Regions from separate parts of the Homo sapiens genome. Here region 2 is linked to region 1. Evidence: chromatin loops called from intact Hi-C (ENCODE). Cell type or tissue: IMR-90. All regions are shown on one strand. Each heading gives the region's core, and the rest is flanking DNA. Links, peaks and the distances in the headings are about the cores only.

Region 1 (6,773 bases), core at 1,169-6,168:
GGCCTTCCAAAGTGCCAGGATTACAGGCGTGAGCCACCACACCCAGCCTATAACAAAGTTCTAACCTTTGTTAAGGTACACCTAATGCAGTCAAAAAGGCAACACACTTTTTTTTTTTTTTACAATTAAAATTCTGTTATCTTCAGAGTAAGCAGCTGAGATCTTAGAAAGAGTGCCACAAGCTGTGTGACTAAGAGCAAAAGCTGATTGCAGACAGTAGAAGAAAAATGTTCCTGAAATTGAACATAAAATTAAAGTGTTTTAAGCTCAGTCTTTTATCATATCTGCTTATTTAATGTCATGTTGTCACCTAATAAGGCTTTTAAAAATTGAAAAGAGAGTTTAAGGTAGTAGGGTTCTAAAGTGATAGAGAAAATGGATGTCAGAAAGCAGGCCATTACTACTTAAGATATTCTCAGAAAGTTAGTAGCTTTGTGATTAAAAATGTTTCAAGAAGAATTCAGTTAGAGTAAAATATGTTTGCCTGAAACTTAATTGTTTTATCAAGTTTTCCTTTACGTGCCACAGGCATCTTACGAATAACTAATTTATTCTTGGGAAATTTTGTGTTTTCCAAGCTCAAAGCTATAGGAATACAGGAATACAGACACTTATTTCCAAATGTGAATTTTTCTTTTTTAGCTCTCATTAAGAACTCATCGGCATCTTAAATGTTGTTCAGGTAGCACATAAATCTCACTGCGAAAATTTTGTTATTTCTGGATGTTCTCATTTCTCCCTTGATGGTTTCTGAGCTGTGAACTATTTTCTACAGTTTAGTTATTTTGCAACTTTTAAAACAAAATTCCATTGGTGGGAAGTTTCTAAGATTGTGATTCTTTTATATGTACACATTATCTGGTTTAAATATGAGTGCCATCCATCTTCTCCAAGATCCAGCAAGCTCTGCTCTTAGCTTTACAAACATGGTCCTCTAATTCTGAACATCTGAAATTTCTCTGGGTAAAACCACCTCACCTGTAGTCATTAACAATATTTAAGGGTGACTTGGTAATCCTCTTAGGAACTTTGAGATCCATGTTTTCATTATATCACCTCACCTATTGTTTTGTTTGCTGTTCTACTATAATTGCATCAATTTCCCCAAAGCACACCATGTACCATAGTCAGATTGTCTACATGTATAAAAGCAGCAATCGGATCTACATGCTGTATTAAAGTTCCATTTCCATTGTTCTACTAAAGAGGCAAATCTTATTGCCTCTGTAAGGTCTTAGCTTTATCAAAATTATTCTAAACAGACACCATGAAAATCTGTGCTCTAATTCTCAGCCTATGGGAAGGTGCTCACGATGAAAACCCTTGGAGGGTTACCCTTCAGTGGAGCAAATATTATTACACTTAAAACACTTACGAAACTGTTTCCATCTTGTTAAAAGTATTGTACTCAAGTCTTTCTTGTCCTAGTGTGGAGATGACTCCATGTCATTTTGCAGAAAGCATCTGAAGTGTTTCCAAATTTCTATAATTTGGAAACTAGCATAAAATTTAAAGAATTATTATTTTTTTCTGCACAATGCACATACTATTGCACTATTTTGCATCCTCATGCTCCCCTCTCTAGTGGATAGTGCCTCAACACTGTACCTCTTGCCTAAGATTTAAACCTGCTCTGTAGTCACACAATCATCCTAAAATGCTATACAATAGAGAACCGATTTCGCACACCCCCAAACAACACATGCTCTTAATCAGTCCCTCAAACCAGAGCTCTCTGCTAAAGCGCATCCTGCCTCTGCTGGCTGGAGCTTTCACAAACCAAAGCCCAAATAAAGGAACAGTGTGGCTGCTGTAGCACCTCCACTCCCTGCTCAGTACAGGAATTCTTTAATAAGCACATGTGTAGTACAGGACAGTAGTACATTCCCTCCCTGCATTCTAGCGCGGGGACACATCTTTTTCCTTGCACAATGGATCACAATGCTAAAAAGGGAAAACATGATAAGATACAAAAACACAGCTTTTTACTTTCAGAGATGGACGATACAGGCAAATATCTATTTTTTTTTTTAACCTGTCAGCCCTCCCGAAAGTCCAAATGTAAGCTGCCACACATGCATGGGTCTTTCCTTAAAGAAATTGTTTGATGAGCCCACTTAACAACAAAGTGCTTTAGATCACGTCCGAAAATATATGTAATCTACCCTTTTAAAAATGGAAACCTATGATTGCCAGAAAGATATCTTCTGCAAGCTTTGCTCTGGGTAGTTTGTACTGAAGTAAAACCGTCACCACCCACTCCCCATTCAAGCGAGATTTAAAAAGGCAGGCGAACTGAAAGGAACCACAAGTCAGTCCGTCCCCATCAGAAAACAGAGATCAGAGCAAATCACAATGCTGAGGAACGGCTCGACTACTCAAAGACCATCTCCCTCAGGACGAGACAGAGATATGGAGCCATTTTTCACTAGGTTCACAAGAAAATGTCAGCTCACAGCTGCTAGTGCACTGCCAGAGCGCATCTTAATTTGGTCCAAAGGGACTCAGCCAGTCACCCTCACAGAACATTTTCTTAAAGAGTCCCCATTACAAATGTGATTCCCTCAGCTCCGAGCATCTTCTTGTTATAGTCTGTGGCAACTGCATGGCACCGAACTGCATCCTATTCAGAACTAAATGCTTCCCCCCATTTCCTCTTAACATCATGTGAATTAGACACTTCTGAGTCAAAGGGGAAAAAAAAGAGGAAGAGAAAAAAGCATCTCTTCCTACTCCCCACCCTTCTCCACGTTCTTGACTAATACCTCTGGGCAGTTTACTTCAGAATAGAGCAGATTCTTGACCAGGGCACAATGGCAAATTGGCATACAAGCCCCTTGCTATCACGGAAAGCACAAGCAATGCTTTCTTTGTAAAAACACAGGAAAATACACATGCTGGAACAAAAGACACTCTATCTGCACAGCAAGAAACAAGAGAAATTATGTGTTTGTTTTACACACATCTGTACCCACTGGTTGTAAAAAAGGCTTTAAACCTATTTTAATTATAACACATTGTATTTTTTTCCCCAAACCAGGTCCCCATAAAATTAATTTTTTAAGCTTCGGCTCCAATAGGAGGTAAAACACACTCTGCTGGAAGAATACCTGGTGTGTGTCTTTGTTGATGGGGTGCCATTTCAAACTTATTATATTTGAAGTCAATTACGTGGGAAATAAAGATAAGGCAAATGCACTTGGTTCTCTGAACTATTCTGACATTAGAAGAAATGCCAAGTCAGCAGATATCTGCTGTTTACATTTCACAATAACCTAATCATGCATTTGCAGCTTTCTGGAGCAAAACACTAACTGTTCTCCAAACAGCCACCTGACAATCTAAGGCTGAAACACACATTCTGACTCAGAAGGAGACATCATGATGGCTCTCCACTGGCTGTATTAAACAAAAGCTCCGCAAACAAACGAGAGGCATTTGGCAAATGAAGTGAGAGTCGAATCAAGTTTAGGTTCACATCTGGTGGAATATGGCACTGCTTTCCCCAGGGGTTGAGGAGCAGAAGGGTTTGGAGGCTATAAATAGAACACACACACATATGCACATACAGATATTTAAGCCAGACCCGGGTCAGTTTCAGCTTACTAACCTAGAGCTCTGTTCAAAGGAAGCAGAGAAGCCGCACGTCCTCTCCCACCTTTCCATGGTCCTCAGTCAGTGTCTTCTCAAACCACCTGTACTGATCCAACCCATTCGCAGATAAAAATAATTTTCTTGATAGAAGTAGTCTCAGCTGAGCTTTGATTTTTCAACATGGATGTCTAGAATTTTCCTCTTTAAGCCAGACACAGCAACACAAAACTGCCGCTGAGCTCTTTTGTTTTCCCTCCTCTCAAAGATGAAGCATGCAGCACTTCTCTCTCTCTCTCTCTGTCTCCCTCTGCCTCTCCCTCTCTCCCTCTCCCTCTCTCTCCTTCTCCCCTCTCTCGCTTATGCTCTCTCCCTCCGTTTCCCTTTCCCCAACCCCCACCAGCAACCTCGCTCGCTTCCCGGTCAGTCAGGGGCATTTACATCTCTCAGCACAAGAACCTGTGTTATCTACGCGCCTGTCTCTCACTTTTGGGTTTCCTCTGGGAAAGGGAGGGGGGCGGCTCTAGGTGAAGTCAGGTGACCCCTCCATTAAAAGCCAGTGAGATGGATGGAGTGTGTGAATTTTAATATACACACAGGCACATTTACATTACAAAGCAGCGAGGAAAATCTAGCTCCTAGAGATTAAGCATTTTTGTTTTTGCTTTCATAGTCCCCTTTTACCAATTAAGAGAAGCTAGTATAGTATAATGAAATGTAATTAAACTTTTCAGTGTTAATAACAAGGCTGTATCCTTTCAGAATCATCCAGCTGAACAATTCTTTTAAACTTGTAAGCATGACTGTTTCTTTTCCTTTCAAGGGTCAAAGAATCAGTCATTTTACTACTTACACACTTTTTCAAATTGGTCTTTTCTTTGACATCCATTTAAACTTATCTTGAAGTTAAGGACCATTGTAAAAGACAATAAAAATAATAATGTGAAAGGAAAAAAAAATAAGTGACAAAAACACCAAAGCACATAGCATAGGTAGAAATCAATAGTTTGCTGTTGTGGAACTAGATTCAATAATGAGTAATGCTTTGCTCTGAGACAAATAATTTTTCCCTTCTCTGTTTCAGTGTCTCTGTCTTAAATAGAAAATAAATGTAATAAATATAGCAAGTATCCTCTTCTTGCAACCCAATCAAGCAAGCCTAGTAGAGAAGGGTGTCCAGATGCTAAGACCACACAGCACCCCAGAGACAGAAACAACTGGAAAAACTTGTGCTAACCTAGTATAGTATTGAAGATACATTTATAGTCTATGGACCTAGGCCCTAAAGAGTAAATTTGACACCATCTTCTCCTCTGCTGCAAAGTTTTTAATATCCAGTGGAGACCATCTCTTCTATCTCTACCACTGAATAGAAAAGATACGTAATCTGCTGTTAGGAATACTGTAAAGAAAAATGAGATAATATCCACTTTCTTTCAAGGGTCAAAGAATCAGTCATTTTTTTGAACACTCAGATAAAAAGTACTTTGTAAGGCTAGGTGATAAATTATTAGAATGAAGACCAACAAGCATCAGAAGAAAACTCTTATTTGGCATTTGGTGTTCTGTCCACGGATTCTTAATTCAGGAGCATGATGATACTGGTGCCTCAGCAAAAGAGGAAAATAGAGGAAGAGCTGACATAGAATCACATTATCCTTGCCACAAAAGATAACATTTCAAACTCTTACACAAACAGCCTCTCCCTCCTTCCAGAATGATGTTGGAAGAGTGTTGCATTTGCTGCTGGGACTGAGGACTGCAGCCGAAATACACCCAGTCCCCTCCATCAACACCTAAAATGAATAAGAACTATTCACTGTTCTTGCTGGCTTTGTATTTGCAAAGCTTTACCTTGCATGGAAAAGATCCCATTTAAGCTTTTAAAATAAATTATATGCTAACTGGCTGCAAATTTAGCTTCAGTTTGTGCTACAAAAATTGGCACCAAAACATTGGACAATAAAAAAATCTTCCCTCGAAAAGTAAGTCGGCTTAGGCAAATTTAGAAAGACCTAAAATGTTATAGGAAAAAAACATAAAAGATTTCACTTTATAGCTTCTAATAACCAAATCTGCTGTTCTTTCACCTTTTCTTTTTTCCCTCTAGCATTGGCTGTTTTCATTTTGCATTTATTCAGAGTTTTGTTTTGTTTGTTTTCCCTACTTCACCCACTGGCTTTTGTTCTTTTGGCCATGGAGTCACTTTCCTTGAATGTGCAAAATGTAGGCAAGGACAGACAGTGAGAAAGACATATTACCTTAGATCAGATAATTTGTGAGCTTTAACCCTAACACTAGTGTATTTTCTGAGAAGACCACAGGCAGGACAGACACACCTAAGCATATCCAATACAGACACAACTTTCAGGCTCCAAGCTATTCTAACAGAGACTTGATGAACATGGAATATGGACTGCATGTATTTTCTATTAAAAACAGAAAGATCATGACTTAAAGAAGCCTATTAAAACTTACCAAAGACAGGCCAGTCCCAAAAAAAAAAAGATTGATATAAATTGGCAAAAACAGTATAGCAACTAACCCTAGCCAACTTTTCAAAATGCCTTCCATTACTCAAGGAACAAACTGAAGTGCTGACAGAGGGTAGAATAAATGTTTACTAATGCACTCATTTATTCAACTAATGTTCACTGAGCACTTCTTTTGTGCTAGGCACCATACTAAGCACTGAGGGGTACAAGAAAAAGAAAACAGAGTGTTTTTCAGAAACTCAAAACAGGTACCCATTAACATGTAATAGATGTTGGTACAAAGTGCTATGGAGTGTCAGAAAAAGAAGAAAAATTCTCCTTAAGGCGAGGCAGGACAGTCACATAGAATAGGTAACCCTCGAACTGAGCCTTTAAGTATGTGTCAGTTTTCTAGGTAAGTAAAGGCAGGGGGTTTTCAGGCAGAGACACAAAGAACACGAACAAACCTAAAGGGCTGCGAGTGATCTTAAATGTTCTGCCAAGGAATTTGTGCTTCATCTGAGATGTAATGGCAAGTTATTTAAAGTTCTTTGGCTAGACAATTACATGTTTTACAAAGATTATTTTAGCAGCAAGGTGAAGGGCAGATGACAGCAGTGTTTTCCAAACTTTCCTAATTATAAGAATTACCTGCAAGTTATAGTAAATATATATATCACTGGGTTCCACTCCAAATCTAGAGAAGTC
Region 2 (6,773 bases), core at 921-5,920, 48 kb before region 1:
AACAGACTTGGCATTAGAAATGTTGCATCCTTATGTCTGTGGGGAAAATAGGATGAATATCTAGATTTACCTGAAGAATTTCTCTGCCTCCAGCTTTCCAACATTCTGGAGAGCCAGTTTCCCTATACCTTCTATGTGAACCAATTAATAGGATGTTAAAGAAAAAGGTAAGAATTTGTTTGAACTCAAGGATCTGACACATGCTGTTCCAATCAATTTTACATTCTAATAAAATAAACAATTGAAGTCTTACAAATACTGCATGTCCAAATAAAATAATACCCATTTTTTGTATAATAAACTAAAGCTTATCAAATAGCTTCCCTTAAGGTTGAAGGAAAAAAAATAAAGAAAAAAAATCCAACTGTAAGTGACCTTCAAATAACCTAAGCATTGTGTTGGCAAGTTTAGTAAGACTATGTTCTCCAAAAGTTTACAGAAGTGACATTGTCATCAGTATGTCTACTGAAAAAGGAGTGAGTGATAGAAACCACTACGTTTAAAAAAATCATTTAGTTAGAATTATGATCGTGTATTGGGGTTTATGCAGGATCTTGCACGAAGAAAATAAGCAAGTTGCAACCCTCTTTCTTTTACTTTCAACGACAAAGGTCATGCCAAGGGTTTGGAATCCTATTGCTGCTATTAAGAGCTCTTTCTATGCATTAAACTTGTCTCACCAAAGCAGGTGTTTGACATATGAGGGGCCTGGCTGCAGTACTATCAATAGTTTCATTACAGGGGACTTACTCTCCAAACATACCTTTCCTGTGGACAGAATTTAATTTGAACCATCTTTTCTAGAGGGTAGTTGTTTGTGATTATTTTCTTGAAATAAGTAAAAAGTTTAAATAGAGGTGATATGCAACTCCAGTTTAATGTGTGCACTAATCTTTCACTTTATATAATTTATCATCTATAATTTTAGTTATTATAAATATTTAGTTAAATCTACTCGGTTATCTTTCATTAACTATGAACTCATAATCTACAAAAATATATCAAATGGCTGCATTTCCACATTTTCCAGAATCATATATCATAGTACTGTGGCTAGATAAGATTACCTAAAATGCAGATAAATTCTTTTGTAAATATGTCAAAATATATCTAATTAACTATATATAAAATTACAAATAAATCCTGCCTTCCTAAGAGGGATAAATTTAGAAGCAACATTTGGAGAAACACAGTACTGACATCTGATAAGTATGACTTTGTTTTTCCCCTAAGCTATAAATAGTAATAGCTAACACTGAATGCTTCCTATGTGCCAGTCATACAACACTGAGTGTGTACTAACTCACTTAATCCTTATAATACACCTATGAGATTCAAACTATTAGGGATCTCATCTTATGGATGAAGAAACTGAGGTACAGAATAATTAACTTGCTCCTAGACACAGCTAGTAAGTGAAGCTGACATTTAAATCTGGACAGTATGGGTCTAAAATCAGTCATCTTAACCATTAGTTGTATAATTTATTTAGATATATAATTTATAATTTATAAAATATTATTCATTACATGTCAGAATAATCTCTTACATTTAATAATGAAGACCACGAGAAATGGTCCATTTGTGGTACAGGACACCACCATATACAAAGCAGCTTACTAATGTACAGCTGTCGTGGGAAAAGATGTTTCTAAATCATTTGTACCCTGGGGACACTACATGCCATTTTATTCAAAGTCCATGGAGATTAATTTCTCAAAGGATAAGTTGAGAAAAAATCATCTTTTCCTTCATCAGAAAACCAAATAATCAACTTTTATTTCTCAAAGGTAAGAAAGATCAAATAGACAACCCTTGGATCTAACCTGTGGTTCCACAAAGGATATAAAAATAGCAAGTGTGATGAATGGATCATAAAATTGTTCCTTCTGGGGAAATTCTGTGATTTAATGCCACACAGTATGTAAGGAGAATCGCAACATAATTGATTGAAATCTGAAATGGAGATACAGGGGGCCTAATCATTTTTCTAGAAGAACTCTGAAGAAAGAGTTGGACCTAACGTTTAAAAAGCTAACATCTAACATTAACTCTAGTAAGCAATTATACCAGTGCTTAAACCAATATTACATAACCAAGAAAAAAATAGGAAATCTATGTATTCTGTTTACATTTTTACTCACCCACACTGTACCAGTTCTTCCTCATGGCTGGGTCCTCTCTAATAAATGGAATTTTTGTATAACATCTTTTAGGTCACCTAAGCAGTGATGTATAAAATCACTGTATATGTATGTATATGCCCAGAATGTATATGCCCAGAAAAATAATGAAGTCTCTCAGCATATAGTTAGCTATCACAGAGTGACTAAGGTAGCATAAGAATTAATCTCAAATAATCCTACTATTTGTAGGTTCCTTTAAAAAAATCAATATGCCTGTACCTTCAAGTTACCAAGGGCATATGTATGACATATGTGGGTTACCTGATACTTTAGAAAGCAGAGAATAGATATCCCCTTATCACAGAGGCAGGTCCCGGGTAGATGCAGAATTTTGAAAGGAACATATTGAAATCTTCTAATTTGTGCTTATCTTGAAATTAAATTCAGTCTTCTAGTCATTCCAATTTTTTCCAACCTATTAAATTGTGAGAAATCTGCAAAGAATTTATTGAGAAGGTTCTCAAAGAACTAAGATGGTAGCTTTTTACTAAGAAACTGATTATATCAAGGCTGAAGGGTAAGATTTGTTCAGACAAGCTTTCCTAGCTAGCATCCAATGAGTATTAGAATTTCCAAGTCTAATTTATAAACCCAAACATAAACAGATAAAAATAATAATTTTTATTTTCTTCAAGAGAAGAGAAAAATGTAAGGTAGAGTGAAGTAACATTTAGACTCAGAAAATTTAAATCAAAGAACTGACATAAACAACTAGCAAACTTGATTGTTTAGATTTTAATAAAATGTATTGTATAATCTATTATTACTTTTAGTGAGAGCAAAATATTATAGAAAAACTTTTTTATTTGTAAAATATATCTTGTTCCAAGGAAATAAGTATACGTAATTAACTAACACCCATAAAAGGTATGACTCTTTAATGTTGTCAATGAAGATTTAACATAATATTCTATAACAAATATAGCTCATTCTGCTCTTAAAACACATAATTCATTACCTCATTTGAATGTATTGTTTAATCTAGGAAATTGTATAATAAATAGCAGTAATAATATGGGAATAAGCAATGTAGTTTTACTTTCAAAACTAATATCCACCAGTAAAACTAAAATTTGAACTGTGAGAAGGCGATATATCTAATCATGACACTCTCAGGAGGAAATAGCACAACAATTTTAACCCATTATTTGTCATATTTCTGCATGGGAACATGTTTCAAAATAGGTTTCATAGGCCTAACACATAACCCAGGAATAATCGCACAAGTAATTTTGAGGGTATATTCATAGTCACCTTTCCATATTCAAATGTTACAAAATGAATTTCTACCAAAGACACTATTTTCATTCTTATTAGAGTTATTTGCTCAAGACTATAGCCAAAGAAATATAGATCTTAAATCTCATCATCAAAAAAGCCCAGAACTCTGGCTTCATTTTCAGGCACAATACCACAATGGCAAAACATCAGTCTCAGTGTGATATATCAGTTAATAACGTAAGCAGTAAGACACGGGCTAAATTTAACACATACTCAAAACAACCTCTGTTAAATAATTTAACATGAATGATATTAAGGACAATTAAATACATTTGTTTCTTAGACAGTTTGTCTAAGAGTCTTGAACTCTTTTGTGAGAATCCCTGGGGGAACTTAAATGTGGGTACTTATGTTTTATAGGATTGACCAGGAATAGTCTAAAATCAGAAGTCATAGCCCTCCTAAAGCCATATAGCTTAATTATAGAATAATATAATCATAGAATTATAGTTGGCTTATCTAGTTGATGCGATTCATATTAAAGGAAAAGGAAGATGTAAGAATGTGGAAATTATTGCCAAAGAGCACTCAGTAAAGTTGCTAAGAGAAAATGGTTAGTAAATCCCAGGCCACCTTAAGATATTAAGTTGTCTGTTAAGCATTGCAGTGATCAAGGAAGCATCCATACTTAGAAACGCATGATTAATCTTTTAAATAATATCCTAATATTGTTTAAATATACTTTGATTTTTCTTCAAAACAAAAGAAAAATGTAAACTGTTATTTTCTTTGGTCAATATATATGTTTATAAGATGGCCTTATAAATTCTATTGCTCATTGGATGCTGGCTAATAAAATACATTCATCCATTTTCTTTCAATCAACCATATTTATTTAGCACTTACTAAATTCAAGAAGGCCTGGGCCCTAACACATTTGTAAGTGTGGGCAGAGGCCTAGGAATTTGCATATTTAATAAGAACCATAAGTGATTCTGAAACAAGTAAGCTTCTGACCAAATATTGCAAAACATTGATAAGGGACTGCTTCAAGGGGGAGAGGCAATGACAACATCATGAAGGATGCAGTATTTGAGGTATTTCTAGAAAAATAGGTAAAATTAGGGTATGTAGAGATAGTATGAAGGGCAATTAAGAAGAGGAAAGAGACTAAGTTAGGCACAAGAGCAAGAGGGTGTAGAGTGAGGAAATAACCAGTGGCCTAGATTGGCTAACAATAAGAAAATTAGAGAGTAACAGAAGAGATGACTATAGGTCAGAGGGAAATTGATTTGGATCAGGAATGTCAAAACCAGGGAGTACTGACTCTATTAAATACATGACAGGGAGTTTCTAAAATTTCTTGAGCAGGTAAAAGCTTAATTCAAAGTATAGGGAGATAGATGTTGTGAAAGGTAGTTGAAGCCATGGGAGGAGGTAAGGTTGCTGGGGAGGCAAAACAGAACATGACGAAGCCACACTCGGGAATAACATTGAGGAGTGTCTACATTTGATTGCCTGGAGAAAGAGGAAAAAAGAAGGAAAACTGGGTGATAATGTTACCAAAATAGCAGGGGTGTGGTCTAGGTCCTGCTGCTTGCTGCACAGAAAGTCAATCACTGAGACAATGAGTACTGCCAGGGAAGAAGGCTTTAATTGGGTGCTGTAGCTGAGGAGATGAGAGATCACAATGAAATGATTAAAAGGATAACTAAAGGAAATGTATAGAAGAATGAAAAGGTTGAGTCAGGGGCACAGCATAGTAACATGTAGGAAGAGAGGATATAGACATTACATTGCCTGGGGACATCTCTTTCCCTCTCTAGGCCACTAGCATAGGTTCAAAACAGAGACTAAATTGCAATGCTTATATTCTGTGTAGACTAAAGACTGAAAAAGTAATGGAGCTTTACTAAAAGATGGGTTTCAAATGAGAGAGTCAGATGAAAGTGCAAGGGATTTCCAGCACCTATGATGGTACCATAGTTGTAGATGGCAGGAAAGCAAGGAGCAGAAGCTTTCAAGTCGAGTGCACAGTCATTTTAAAAATGAGAAGGTGCAGGAAATTGATGAGGGAGTTTACAGAACCCAACTGTCTCACAATTTGCATTAAAGTATGGGCGCCCTTATTTAGTTTGTGGAGTTCTCTATTCTGGCCCTTAGTTCTATTGCTCCTGTTGAGGAGGAAGGAGAAGAAAGGTTGCCTGCTCCTGTGTGCCTCTTTGAGGTGCCAGGAGATTACTCTGAAATGCTTTCCTAGCATGTAGCATGTCTTGTACAGCAATTCCAGCACTGAGACATGTACCCTGAGATATGCCAACACACTTCCAGCTGGTCCAAGGCTAGACCACCTAACTTTTGAGTTTCAACTTCTAATAACAATGCATAACAGCACTTGCCAGTTGCACCATTTTACTTCAGAAGGATGTCACATGAATCATTGAAGGAGTGACTTTAGAAGACCTTGAGCCAATTGGAGAGAAGCGCTCTAAGTGCCCAATAATTTCTCATTTTTAATATTCAGTGAAGATTTTTGAAATGTTAAAGAAAAAAATAGAGGAACTAGGAATAACAAATGGCTAGCAGGACACATTTACTGGAATGAAGGAGGATTGCAAAGCTATTTTCTCAATTATATTTTTTACATTAAAACAACGTTGCATTTTTAAGCCCTGCAGATAAAATGTCTTTTATGAAGAAAAGCTAATTAAGTTTCCTGAAAAATAAGGCAGCTGGTTAACAATTTACGTCTTTTTTGAAGCGTTAACGCTTATGGTTTTTAGGGCCCAAGTTACTAAGTTAATCTATAAGTGAATCCAAAGGTGAACTAATAGATCGAAAAATGGTTCATGCTTAGGTGTGGATTTCTGAGCACTAAAAAAATTTAAAAAATGACCATAGAACTATTTTGATCTTCACTTTTGAACAAATCAGGTTTATATGTTGTTTCCTTTCTAAACCTTCCATTGTACTTTTTAAAAATAAATCCCCATCACAGCACTGAAAACACGCACTATGCAACTGTTTACCAAGTATTAACTGTGGGTCAGGCACTATGCTGAATGACAGAAATGAAAAGTTAAACTAGGCCAGGCACGGTGGCTCACGCCTATAATCCCAACACTTTGGGAGGCCTAGGCGGGCAGATCACAAGGTCAGGAGATAGAGACCATCCTGGCTAACACGGTGAAACCCTGTCTCTATTAAAAGATAGAAAAAATTAGCCGGGCGTGGTGGCAGGCGCCTGTAGTCCCAGCTACTTGGGAGGCTGAGGCAGGAGAACGGCGGGAACCTGGGAGGTGGAGCTTGCAGTGAGCCGAGATTGCGCCACTGCGCTCCAGCCTGGGCGTCAGAGGGAAACTCGGT

What was found. Hi-C counts contacts between places; a loop is a spot of excess contacts. Peaks named below come from ENCODE experiments on the same cell type or tissue, not always from the same donor. Only the 100,000 strongest peaks of a DNase experiment are listed, where the experiment ranks them.
Region 2: a loop joins it to region 1, with 4 times the contacts of the local background. A loop is called at or near these places in 3 of 110 quality-filtered maps.

Annotation. Positions count from the first base shown.
Region 1 is chr7:78,767,241-78,774,013 of GRCh38, forward strand. The region is part of intron 2 of MAGI2 (membrane associated guanylate kinase, WW and PDZ domain containing 2); the gene reads right to left. Among named protein-coding and RNA genes, the nearest start is that of MAGI2-AS2, 240 kb to the right of the region's middle. In IMR-90, for the core only: no CTCF peak of the experiment used is centred there; a DNase peak (open chromatin) is centred at 3,441; H3K4me3 peaks cover 1,976 bases.
Region 2 is chr7:78,719,023-78,725,795 of GRCh38, forward strand. The region is part of intron 2 of MAGI2 (membrane associated guanylate kinase, WW and PDZ domain containing 2); the gene reads right to left. Among named protein-coding and RNA genes, the nearest start is that of MAGI2-AS2, 290 kb to the right of the region's middle. In IMR-90, for the core only: no CTCF peak of the experiment used is centred there; no DNase peak of the experiment used is centred there.